2 separate regions of the Homo sapiens genome follow, and region 1 is linked to region 2. The links are chromatin contacts, found by Hi-C or POLR2A ChIA-PET in ENCODE. All regions are on one chromosome and are shown on one strand. The core of a region is the stretch at or near the end of the contact, and the rest is flanking DNA. Distances in the headings are between cores, read along the strand shown. Region 1 has its middle 48 kb from the start of TIAM1-AS1. Region 2 has its middle 100 kb from the start of TIAM1.

Region 1 (6,593 bases), core at 3,350-5,849, 66 kb before region 2:
TTTTTTTAACTTTCCAGCTAGGAACTTAACATTTGTGGCAGCTGCTTTGCTGGCCCTGAGCAATTGGTGGCTAATCTTTAGAACCCTAGAAGGAAGAACCTAGAATTTGTAAATTCTCTCATTAAACGAGATTGGTTGGATAATTGCCTTTTTGGTCTTAAACGGTTTTTACTTTCTTTAATCTTGGGTTTGCATTATGTGTGGGGGCAAACATCTTTGATTCTACAAGTCAGGGAGTCTGTTCTTAATTTCACCTCTTAGATCATGAAATACAATTGAGGGTGGGATGAGGCAGGAGGATGGGGTCAGAGCCGCTTTTGAAATACAAGGGAATTTTCCTTCCAGAAATGTCCCTCTGTCGCAGGCCTTTGGGGGATGTGCCAGAACCTTATTATTATTATTTTTTTGAGATGGAGTTTCGCTCTTGTTGCTCAGGCTGGAGTGCGATGGCACCATCTCGGCTCACTACATCCTCTGCCTCCCAGGTTCAAGTGATTCTCCTGCCTGAGCCTCCGGAGTAGCTGGGATTACAGGCATATGCCACCATGCCCGGCTAATTTTGTATTTTTAGTAGAGATGGGGTTTCGCTATGTTGGCCAGGCTGGTCTTGAACTCCTGACCTCAGGTGATCCACCCGCCTCGGCTTCCCAAAGTGCTGGAATTACAGGCATGAGTCACTGCATCTGGCTCCAGAACCTTATTTTTACAAGTAGGTCTAGATTGACCCTAAAGAAAACAACTGAAGGGCATGGTATCTGTACAAGAGTTTCCATTAAAACAGATCCAGAAGTTAGCTCTTTCAATATAGGTATATTCTGGTTTCTAAGGAGCTAATTTTGACAGTCTGATTCTACTGCTAAAGAACATGGAAGGGATGATGACTGCTGAAAGGGTGAGAGCTTGTGGGTCACCCTCCTGAATGGCAGGGCTGTTTGTTTAAGAGTTTGCATTTCACAACATGGTAGCATTGAAACTCAAGAGGAAGTTCGCTTAATAGCGAACAGGGGCACCTGAGATAGTGAGAAAATTGATGAAGAAATCAATTAGAGCAGCACAGACTAGTGGACTGGAATCCCAGCTCTTAACTTTGGGCAGGTAGCTTCTCTGGGCCTCAGTTTCCCCACCTGTAAAATGGTGTCATATAGTTTACCTATTTCATAGGGTCATTGTGAGGATTAAATGAGTTAATATTTGTGAAGGGTTTAAAATAGTGTCTGGAACATGGTACGTGTATATGTATGGAACATATATATATGGCATGTGTGAAAATGTTTATTAAACAAAATAAATAGCATTGCTTTAGAAGTTAAGAATTATGTTAAAAAAGAGTAAATGTTAAACTTCACTGAATTTTTAGCATAGAGCAGTTAGCCCTCTGGAAGCCTGTTTCCTCATAGTCTTTAGTGTCCAGTCTCATATTGTTTATTTTAGAACATTATAGTTTTCCCTATGGTTAGAAAAGACTGTCTTTGGCTGGGTGCCGTGTGTCGTGCCTGTAATCACAGCACTTTGGGAGGCTGAGGTAGGAGGATCACTTGAGCTCAGGAGTCTGAGACCAGTCTGGGCAACATGGTGAAATCCCGTCTCTACCAAAAATACAAAACAAACAAACAAACAAACAAAAAAACACCTAACTAGGCATGGTGGCTTGCAACGGTTGTCCCAGCTACTTGGGAGTCTGAGGCGGGAGGATTGCTTGAGCCTGGGAGGTGGAGGTTGCGGTGAGCCAAGATCACGCCACTGCACTTTAGTCTGGGTGACAGAGTGAGACCCTGTCTCAAAAAAAAAAAAAAAAAAGAAAAGAAAAAAGAAAAAGACAGGACTGTCTTTGACTCTGGAAAAGAAAAGAAGGTCCCGGGAGTTTTCCTCAGAATTTAGTCCCTGGAGTTAAATATTCTGAAAAAATGAAGTAGGAAGGATTTTGCAGAGGGCTGTGTCCGTAGTTTTCAAACTGGGTCACAGGCCATTCATTGATTTATATAGTGCTGTTGTGACAACAGTAAAAATAAAATTGTGGCCAGATGAGATGGCTCATACCTGTAATTCCAGCACTTTGGGAGGCCGAGGCGGGTGGATGACTTGAGCCCAGGAGTTTGAGACCAGCCTGGGCAACACAGGGGAGGCCCCACCTCTACAAAAAGTGAAAAAAAATTAGCTGGGCATGGTGATATGTGCCTGTAGTCCCAGCTACTTGGGAGGCTGAGGTGGGAGGATCGCTTCAACCTAGGAGGTCAAGGCTGCAGTGAGCCAAGATTGTACCACTGTACTCCAGCCTGGGCAACAGAGTGAGACCCTATCTCAAAAAATAAAATAAACAAATAAAATAAATTGCAGTAGGATAAGGAAATTCAGTGCATCCCAGGCAGCTTAGGTAAATGTCTTGTCAACGTTTTTGTGTGTGACATACCCAGGAGTTTGCCACGGGCTGTGGTTTGCCACTTGACCCTAACCTGCCACTCTCCTTCGTGCCCATGGCTGAGATGGTGTCTCTCTTGTCTATTTCTGCCTGTCACTTCCAGCTGATTTTTCAAATAGATTCTCAAATTAAATTTTGTTGTTATAATATTTTTCCCTTGCCCTAGCAACGAGGTGTAAGTTTGGGACATTTTAATCATTTAGGAATGTTTCCTTTGTATTATTACATTTTCCCTTTCTGCAAAGTGCCTTCCTGGAACTTTGGTGAATTTTAAGGTTACACATGATCAGTCCAGGATCGGGGAGGCCCGACCCAGGATTCTTCGGGATTTCACATACAACTGAGAGAAGCATACGTCGGTGACATAACTCTTTGTCAGGACTTATCAAACCCATGCATAGCTTGGACTCGGTGCCAGGCATTGATTGCTGCGTAAGTATTGCCTCATGTGATTTTCCTAGCAGGATGAGCTAGATACTATTATTATCATGCCCTTTTTACAGATGAGGAAAACTGAGGCCCTGGGGGTGTGTCTTGGCCAAGGTCAGATGTCTGGTAAGGGACAGACCAAGGTTCTGAACCCAGGCAGTCTGGCCACAGAGTCCGCACTAAGAATTCCTCTGCTAGGCTGTATTGCAAGTCAATTATTGAATTTTATTAGAAGGAAATAGTGTTGACGGAGGCTTTCTATGTATGGCTAAGCGGCCTCAAGAGGTCTGAACCTTTAGTGCCCAGCCAACTGCTCACCCTGGTTTCCTAGGGCTGAGTGTCCTAGGGTTGCCCTAACAAAGTGCCACCAACAGGGTGACTTAGAACAACACAAGTTTATTCTCTCGTTGTTCTGCAGGGCACAAGCCCAGACTCAGGGTGCCCGCGGCATTGGTTCCTCCTGTGATGCTGTGTAGAATCCTTCTTTGCCTTTTCCTAACTTATGGTGCTTCCCAGCAACCTATGGCATTCTTTGACTTGTCTCTCTTCTGTTGCCACATGGCGTTGTCCTATGTGTCTCTGCTTTCAAATGGTTACCTTCACTGTGTGTATCTTTGTGTCTTTTTTCTTCTTGCAAAGACACCAGTCATAGGAACTCAGGGACCACCCTACTCCAATATGTCCTCATCTTAATGAATTACATCTGCAAGACATGATCATAAAAAGTAAACAGTTTTTTTTGTTTTTTTTTTTTTGAGATGGAGTTTCACTCTTGTAGCCCAGGCTGGAGTGTAGTGGCATGATCTCAACTCACTGCAACCTCCGCCTCCTGGGTTCAAGCAATTCTCCCGTCTCAGCCTCCTGAGTAGCTGGGATTACAGGTGCTTGTCACCACGCCCGGCTAATTTTTTGTATTTTTAGTAGAGACGAGGTTTCATCTTGTTGGCCAGACTGGTCTCAAACTCCTGACCTCAGGCAATCCATCCGCCTTGGCCTCCCAAAGTGCTGGGATTACAGGTGTGAGCCCAACAGTTTTCAAATGAGGTCTGTTATGGGCTGAAATGTGTTCCCCCAAAACTTCCTATGTTGAAACTTCATATGTTGAATCCCGAACCCTCATTACGCCAGAATGTGATTGTATTTGGAGACAGGACTTCTAAAGAGATGATGAAGTGCAAATGAGGTCCTTAGGGTGGGCTCTAATCCATCTGACCGTTGTCCTTATGAGTAGAGGAAATTTGGTCATAGAGGCACCAGGGATGTGCACGCACAGAGGAGAGGCTGTGTGAGGACACAGCGAGAAAGAAGGCAGCCATCTGCCAGCCGAGGAGAGGCCTCAGGAGAAACCACCCTGCTGGCCCTTTGGTCGCGGACTCCAGTCTCCAGAACTGTAAGATAATAAGTTGCTGTTGTTCAAACCACCTAGACTCTGGTATTTTGTTATGGCAAGCCTAGCAAACTGATGCAGTTACATTTACGGGTACCCCGGGTTAGGACTTCAGCATATCTTTTTGGGGGATGCACTTCAGAACCATAGCACCAGGCTTTGCTGTCAGGAGGTCCTTTGATGGCTGTGCCTCATAAAAGATGCTAGTTCTGGTCTGGGGTTGTGATTTTCATGTCTTTTCTGCCTGGGCACTAGTACCTCTGCCTGAGATAGATAAACACACTCTCGTGGTGGGGAGGGGCCCAGCGGTAATTGGCTGACTCATCCCTGAAGTTCTGCGGCTCTCCAGGCACGTGGAATTTACTGGTAGAAAGAACTGTCCTTCCAGGTAGGGGGCGCCCCTGAGAGAGAAACATGCAGCCCCGTCTTTGTTGCAAGGGAAGGGCCTCTGACTTTTATCCCTTTTAGAGATGATCTCTGTCTGACAGTGTAGACAAAGCACAGGGCATTGGAACTGTCTTAACTCCCTGCCTCTCTCTCCTCTCTGTGGGTCCTTGATGCCTGCAGGGGACTGAGAGAGGCGTGCCTCGGGAAGGAGATGAGGCATGAGACATGCTATGAAACGGCTGGTTATTTTTACTTCCTGCCTGGGTGTGGGTGTTTGTGTTGACAGTGGCGGAGGAGGTGCAGTGATGAGTGCTGGAACAGTTGGGTGCCCGAGGAGCGGGTGGGAAGTGGCGCCTGTGCCAGGCAGGTGACTTGGTGCTCACATGGCCCTTGAGTGGGTCCTGGGGGCTTTGCAGGACTCCAGGAGAGCTGGGTTTGCACCTCTGCCGGGGGATGTCTGCTTCCTTTTTCCATGTCATATTCAGGAGGCTTCCCCATGCCATGCCTGATCCATCCAACAGGGTGAGACACTCCCAGCTGTAGTAGTGGTTCCCTAAATGGGTGAGTCTCCCTGGGGTGACCTCCCAGTCTCAGCAGGTAGGGTTTGTCGGGTAGTCCTGAAGAACCGTTGTGCAGGGTGCCCTCCATACCCCATAATCTCCACCACGGAGGCACGCAGATACTCCAAATGTATTCAAACATAGATCTCATGGAAAATCAGTGGCCTGCTCTATGACCCAGCTTTAAGACTCATTCCCTCCAGGGGGTCTCACCTCTTGCTGGCTTCTCTAGACATGGGGGTGGAGGCATTTTTGTTCATGACAAGGCATGGGGGAGGGGCAGGTGAGTTCGTAGCACAGCCCAGTTTGCTAAATGTCCTGCAGCAAGTCATATCTTAATACCAATAGTGTGCGCATAGGTCTCCCATGGGGGTGATCAGGAACTGCCCTGTGGGCTAGCTTGAAAAAGACTCCGTGGGAACCTTAGGACCACTTCAACGCTAGGATCTCGGATATAGTCTAAGGGCACACTCACCCTACAGAGTCAGAAGCTGAGACCCAGGTCCACAGGCCAGGATCGAAAGTTGGTTAGAAATTTCAAGATGAGTCTGGGCGCGGTGGTTTATGCCTGTAATCCTAGCACTTTGGGAAGCAGAGGCGGGCAGATCACCTGAGGTCAGGAGTTTGAGACCAGCCTGGCAACATGGAGAAACCCCATCTCTACTGAAAATACAAAATTAGCTGGGTGTGGTGGTGGCTTATGCCTGTAATCCCAGCTACTTAGGAGGCTGAGGCAGGAGAATCGCTTGAACCCGGGAGGCGGAGGTTGCAGTGAGCCGAGATTGTGCCATTGCACTCCATCCTGGGCAACAAGAGCCAAATTCTGTCTCAAAAAAAAAAAAAAAAAAGAAATTTCAATATGAAAACCTAGTTCTTTATTTCTCTATCTCTCTCCTCCCCACTCCAAGGAAAGGTAGAAAAGAATCCAACCTAGGACTACGTTCCACCCTGTAGGGTTTCCTAGGGCTGTGCTAACAGAGTACCATGGAGGGGAAGCGTCAAGCAATGCAAATGTAGTCTCCCACAGTTCAGGAGGCTCGAAGTCCACGACTGAGGTGTGAGCAGGGCCACGTTCACTCTGAAGGCTCTAAGGAAGAACCTGTCCTTCCCTCTTCCAGCTTCTGGTGGCTTCCTCAGTGTGCAGCTGCGTCCTTCCTGTCCCTGTCTGTGTCTTCCATGTCCTCCTTCCCCATGTCTGTCTGTGTCCAAGTCTCCCTCTTTTTATTAGGACATTGGTCATTAGAATAGGGCCCACCTTAAGCCAGTATGACTTCATCTTAACTTGATTATGTCTACGAAGACCCTATTTCCAGTTGGGTCACAGTCACAGGTTCTGGGAGGTAGGACAGGTAGGACTTCAGCATATCTTTTAAGGCACTCAATTCAACCCACAGCACACACCCACCCCTGGGCT
Region 2 (6,294 bases), core at 3,271-5,770:
TTGCCATCCTGTCTTGTAGAGGTTCTGAGAGCTGCCACAGTTCTGATTGTGGAGTCTTGAGTGACAGGGAAGTTGCAGCCTGAGGTCTGTGGTGGAGCTGGAAAGGAATATTTGCAAGACACCTCCATGCTCAGCACCTTCCTTGGGCTTCTCCAATTTGCACTTCTTGTTTTTTTTTTTTTTTTTAATTGAGATGGAGTCTCTCTCTGTCACCCAGGCTGGAGTGCAGTGGCACAATCTTGGCTCACTGCAATCTCTACTGCCTAGGCTCGAGCAATTCTCGTCCCTCAGCCTCCTGAGTAGCTGGGACTACAGGCACGCATTACCACGCCTAGCTAATTCTTTTGTATTTTAATAGAGATGGGGTTTTGCCATGTTGGCCAGACTGGTCTCGAACTCCTGGCCTCAGGTGATCCGCCCGCCTCCTCCTCTCAAAATACTGGGATTACAGGCATGAGCCACCGCGCCTGGCCTCCAAGTTGCACTTCTAATTTAGATTCTGTCCTCTAATCTTGGTCAATGTAGATGTTTTAGGAGTAACCAGTGTTCCTCATGTGTTTTTCTTGGGGCCTATTACACAATGACTGCTGTGATGGTTAATTTTGTGTGTCAGCTTGACTGGGCCACAAGGTGCCCAGATACGTGGTCAGATATTCTGGTTGTTTCTATGAGGGTGTTTTTGGATGAGATGAACCTTGAAATCAGTAGACTGAGTGAAAGATATTGGCCTCGTCTCTCCTCCTCTCCTTTCAGTTGAAGGCCTGAATGGAACAAAACTCGGGCCCTACCCCTGAGTGAGGGGGAATTTCTCCTGCCTGACTTTCTTTGGAGCTAGGACATCATTTTTTCCCTCCTGCTTTCAGCCTTGGACTGGAACTCCACCATTGCTCTCCTAGTTCTCCAGTTTGCCAACTGCAGATCTTCAGATATGTTAACCTCCATAATCACACGAGCCAATTCCTTATAATAAATCTCTTCATGCAGATATATACATGTGTGTTGTGCATATATGTGCATATGTATAGATTCTGTTTATCATGAGAACCCTGACTAGTACAAGCACTCATCCCTGGTCACTGTCCACCTCCTCATTTCTCAGGCCAGCAGGCATCTGACCAACATTCCTGCAGATGCTTCAGGGAAACACGTGAGCCACAGTCTCTTCACTTCCATTTGCTTTTGCTCCTCTTATCTCCGAACTCACAGTTCAGTTTTTAACACATTCAGATCACTCTCATATTTTTCCTCCTTTATTCTAATTTATTGATCTTCAGAGAATTTCTTTCCTATTTCTCTGCTTTCTCCATTTTTCTTTCCTTTTTTCCTTCTCCTTGCTTTTCTTCCTTTTTTAAATCTTCTTGAGATAGAGTCTTGCTCTGTTGCCCAGGCTGGAGTGCAGTGGCATGAACACAGCTCACTGCAGGCTTGACCTCCTATGCTCAAGCAGTCTTCCCACCTCAGCCTCCTGAGAGCTGGGACTACAGGTGCACACCACTACACCCTGCTAATTAAAAAAAAATTTTTTTCCCAGTTGCTACCAGCTATAGTAAAATAAAGAAAGAAAAATTTTGTAGAGTTGGGGTTTCCCTTTGTTGGTCAGGCTGGTCTGGAACTCCTGGGCTCAAGTGATCCCCCTTCCTCAGCCTCCCAGAGTGCTGGGATTACAGGTGTGAGCCACTGTGTCTGGCCTACTTTTCTATCTTTCTTATTATCCTACCCTATCCTGTCCTACCTTAAGGCCCACAATGGCCGTAATAATTGTGGTTCATAGGGGTAAGAATGATACTGATATCATTTGTCTTAACACAAAATCCCTGATAGTAAACAAAACCAATGGTTTTGCAAACCAGAATTTCCAAGAATGTCTCCAGCTACCCTACTTTCTTCAAAGTAAATCTTTTCTTTAAGATGAATAAAGTATTTCTATGTGAACTTTACTGTTTTGCTTTTACTGCAAGATTTGCAACTTTTCTGTGCTTAGCATTTGTTTTCACTGAAGATGTGCAGCACATCGATAACATTTTGCACGAAAACGCTCTGGTGGGTTGGCTGAGCGTGGCCCGGCTGCTGCTATGGTGCCTGCCACTGTGGCTAGAGGTCTTTCTTGTTCTATTTCCTGTTTGTGGTGAGTGACTGTCTCCCATCGTTATGTCAGGGACATAAGCTTTGTGTTTCTTTTCTGTTTTCTTTGCCTTCTCTGCATCTTTCATATTCATACTTCATCACTCTCCCTGGCCTTCTCTCAGTAGTGTCCATAAACACTGACCTTGCAGTCCACCATGAAAGTGTGGTGTGTAAGTTTTCAGTGTGTAAAGTTTCACTAGAAGTTCAGCATGCTCTTTGAAAGTGATCACCCGTGAATCTTAGCATGAGACAGATGGAATTATGCATGCTGCCTGCTGCCTGTGCCCCTAGAATGGCTGTTTGGGTCATGAGGCATGATGTAGCCAGGACTTACATACCTATCTTAAGTAGAAAGCAACTAGAGCTTGCTTCTATTTTTCAGCTGCAGAAATTTCAGCCAATGGTAGGGTAAGTTAAAAAACAAACACAGTGGCAGGGCGAGGTGGCTCACACCTGTAATCCCAGAACTTTGGGAGGCTGAGGCAGGTGGATCACCTGAGGTCAGGAGTTCAAGACCAGCCTGGCCAACATGGTGAAACCCTGCCTCTACCCCAAGTACAAAAATTAGCCAGGTGTGGTGGCGGGTGCCTGTAATGCCAGCTACTTGGGAGGCTGAGGCAGGAGAATAGTTTGAACCTGGGAGGCCGAGATTGCAGTGAGCTGAGATCGTGCCACTGCACTCCAGCCTGGGCAACAATAGCAAAATTCTGTCTCAAAAATAAAAAAATAAAAAATAAAAATAAAAACAAACATAGTCCTCAAAAAACCAAAAGTAAAACCATGAAACCAACCTTCCCAAAACTCAAACGTTAAAATACAACCAACAAAACCCCAATCTCTCCTTTAGCGTCTCTCCTCCCCTCCTCCCCCTGGCTGTACTCATGTCCCTGAGTCAGAGAGGGCTGTTAAAATGTAATGGGTATAGTCCGATCCAGGAAACAATGGTTGATAGTCTTGAATAAACTCTTGAATTTTACAAGGATTGGGGATCTCCTGGGTCTCCTGATGAAGAGAACAGGTCTTTGGATACTGCCTGCAGTTTGAGTGCCTGAGATTTCTGCAGGGTAGGCAGTGAGAGGTGAGCATTTGGGGTGATAGAATTCCATGTAGTCACCAATGAGCTGTGTCCCTATTAATTGGAATTAATAGACGACATCCAGAATGGCAAGTGGGAATATAACATCTCCTGGATTTACCAGATTATTTTCCACAAAGTTTGGAACTTACATAAAGGAGTCTTTTGGAGTAGCCATTGCCCCTCTTTCAGCAAAACCAGAGGAAATGTCATACAGAAGAACTGTGGTTAAAGAACATTCTGGAAGACACACGTATTAAACAGAGTGAGGCTGGTCTTAGCATTACAGAAGGTTGAAGCCAGCAGGGGCACAGTAATACAATGAGCCTAGATTCTTTATTTAATAGATTTAAAAACAAAACCTGAGGCCTTGGAGTTTCCGTGTGTTGCTCAAAGTCAAGATTCACTCATCATCATAGACTGTTTCTCACATTAGCCTGCGACATTTGATGTTGTATCTCATATGCTAGGAGACATTTCCCACAGAAACATCTACTTGTTACTGGTCATAAAATTGCCTGTATCAAAAGCAGTAGTTGTCTTTGCATTCTGTTCTTTCTTTTCTCTTCTCTTCTGTTCTTTGTTTTCCTTTTTTTTTTAGATGTAATTTCGCTCTTGTTGCCCAGGCTGAAGTGCAATGGCGTGATCTCAGCTCACTGCAACCTCCGCCTCCCAGGTTCAAGCAGTTCTCCTGCCTCAGCTTCCCAAGTACTTGGGATTACAGGCATGTGCGACCATGCATTGCTAATTTTGTATTTTTAGTATAGATGGGGTTTCACCATGTTGGTCAGGCTGGTCTCAAGCTCCCGACCTCAGGTGTTCCGCCCACCTTGGCCTCCCAAAGTGCTGGCATTACAGGCGTGAGCCACCGCGCCTGGCCTGCGTTCTCTTCTTAGAAAAGTTTGCTGACTTTTTAAAAGAATTGTCAAATATTTCATGGCAGACTGCAGTTCTTTGGATATTGGATCATTATTTGCTGAGGTCCTGATAATTAGTCCAGTCTCATTTCCCTCAAGCTGACAAATTTTGCTTCATGCCTTATGGGGAATGTAAGTATGAAATTAATATTGTAGCAATTAGTCATCTATCCCTCATTTTTTTCTAGTAAAGTCCCAGAGCACAAACATGAAATTCATCAGATCCAACCCCTTATGCTTAAAAACCATCGTGGCATTCTAGATATTTCACCCCTCCTTTGAAATAGAATGCAATAAGGAATTTAGCAGAAACTTTTAGTAGAAATTTACTGATTTTATTTTTAAATCAGGAAGCTGTATTTCTCAACAGCTGTTTTCTTGTGTGGTTGCAGGCTGACTCAGCGCCACGCCGTGAACGACAGAAAAGCCAGTGCGAATTCTAAATTTTAGTGCCTCTACTTAAGAGTGCATTAAAGTTGTTTGATAACTGCTGCTGTAATTTCCGTGGGACAGCTTATCTTTAATGCTGTTCATATAAACACAGATCCCGCTGCTGGGAGCTACAGAGGTTAGGATTGATTTTCATGAAATTTTTTACTTAATGAAATCTCATCAATTTCTATCCTCCTGGATATTTTAATTTGAGACCAAGGAGGGTCTAAGGATGAACTGCAGCTTTGCTTTGGCTTTGAGAGGCTGCCTCCCATGAGGTTCAGCTTTTATGAAACATGTTCTAAATGACTTGAATGGAAGCCAGCTCTGTCTGATGTTTTATATTATGTAACCAGTCAGATTTATGTTGCATACAATGAATTTCAAATTCCAGTTTTTAGGGATTTGCAGGAGGGATAGGGATGCTCTGAGCTTATTTGAGAATGAAAACTTGGAAAACCACAATAGTTCAGGGCTCATTGTAGAAACCATGGCTATAAAATATGATTCTTTTTGCCTCTAATAAACATCAGAAATTATATTTCAGAAGCTAAAAGAGATTCACCACTGATGGACCACAGGAGTCTGATATCAGGGGATTTTCTTCCAGTGGTGGGTGGTGGTGGTTGTGGGTCAGGTGAGACTTCTTACATGAGGGCATTTAAACTGGTCCTTGATGGTCAAGGAGGGCTTCAACAGGCAGATTTGCAAGGAAGGCAAGAGAGGCTAAAAAGCAGGAGAATGCATTGAAAGAATATTAACACTTAGCTCTGCATGATAACGTTTAAAAAACCATTAAAATATCAGATCTTTCCTTAAAAGGAAAAGAATTAAACCACTGACATACAGCAGCGTGGTCCATAGACTCTGGGTTATGGACGCATCTCTACTGTAATTGTCTTGTGGGAAGATGTTGCCTCCCCTACTTCCCATGCTTTTATAATATCTGGGGAGCTGGCCCTGATATGTCTGTTCATTATTTCTTGTCTGTTACTAGGGGGTTTAATTATTCCCAATGACCAAAAGCAGCTGGGGAGTCCAACAGCCCTGGCCTTGTCCCATGTTGGGCACTTTTGTAACCCATTCCTTTCCATCCTCTTTTCCCTTTGTTTTTTCAGAGTTAAAGTTGTAAAATGAAACTCCACAGTCCAAGGTTTCTACTTCTCAGGCAGATACGCTTTCTGTGGAAATTGCTCCAAGGCAGTTCAAAGTTGCTTTCAATCCTGGGTAACATGTACATAGGAGCCGCATTGCAATTTGCTATTTAATACACTAGTTCATTGAAACACTGGATCCAACCTGACCAGTCCCTGGGGACTTCTTCAGGTCCTGGCCGTCTCATATTTGCATATGTGACCTGGTGCATGGTCTTTCTCCTTCCTCAGCTTATTTTTCTTTCTAAATCTTAATGAGCTTGTTAAATACAGAATTCCAGAGCCCTACCTTGACAATAATTCCCTCCTTGATGAAACTGTAGTCAGGCTCCTCTGAGCCCTCTTTTTGACTAGGCTGTGACCCTGGCCCCATCCTCTCTTTGGCTTATCCATTCCAGTCTTCGCAAAGAATCCTGCTAGGTTATCCTTTCATTCTTGATATCTGACCACCCTTGATAATCTGATCAAGTTCCTCATTTTCCACCTTTGATGTGTAAGTCCTTGGCCTGTCTTTAGCAAGAATTCTGTTAGGCCAGTTTTGCAAGATTGCAAGAATCTCCCGGCTGGGCGTGGTAGCTCATGCCTGTAATCC

What was found. Hi-C counts contacts between places; a loop is a spot of excess contacts on that map. ChIA-PET counts read pairs that join two places held with the same protein, here RNA polymerase II (POLR2A). Pooled maps may share reads with other maps.
Region 1: a loop to region 2 is called in a map of naive thymus-derived CD4-positive, alpha-beta T cell, with 6 times the contacts of the local background. The contact joins two enhancer-like sites. A Hi-C loop is called at or near these places in 3 of 168 maps with a recorded cell type or tissue (Jurkat, naive thymus-derived CD4-positive, alpha-beta T cell and posterior cingulate gyrus), 1 of 37 single-sample maps with no recorded cell type and 11 of 50 pooled maps. POLR2A ChIA-PET finds 5 or more read pairs at or near these places in 1 of 52 experiments (OCI-LY7).

The regions. Positions count from the first base shown.
Region 1 is chr21:31,507,822-31,514,414 of GRCh38, reverse strand. It overlaps a transcript of TIAM1 not described here. Among named protein-coding and RNA genes, the nearest start is that of TIAM1-AS1, 48 kb to the left of the region's middle. RefSeq lists a silencer at 4,555-4,614. Within about 2 kb of position 4,599, at least 3 of the 41 ENCODE cell types and tissues checked have a DNase peak (open chromatin) inside an H3K27ac peak, as active enhancers do.
Region 2 is chr21:31,442,502-31,448,795 of GRCh38, reverse strand. It overlaps a transcript of TIAM1 not described here. Among named protein-coding and RNA genes, the nearest start is that of TIAM1, 100 kb to the right of the region's middle. Within about 2 kb of position 4,520, at least 3 of the 41 ENCODE cell types and tissues checked have a DNase peak (open chromatin) inside an H3K27ac peak, as active enhancers do.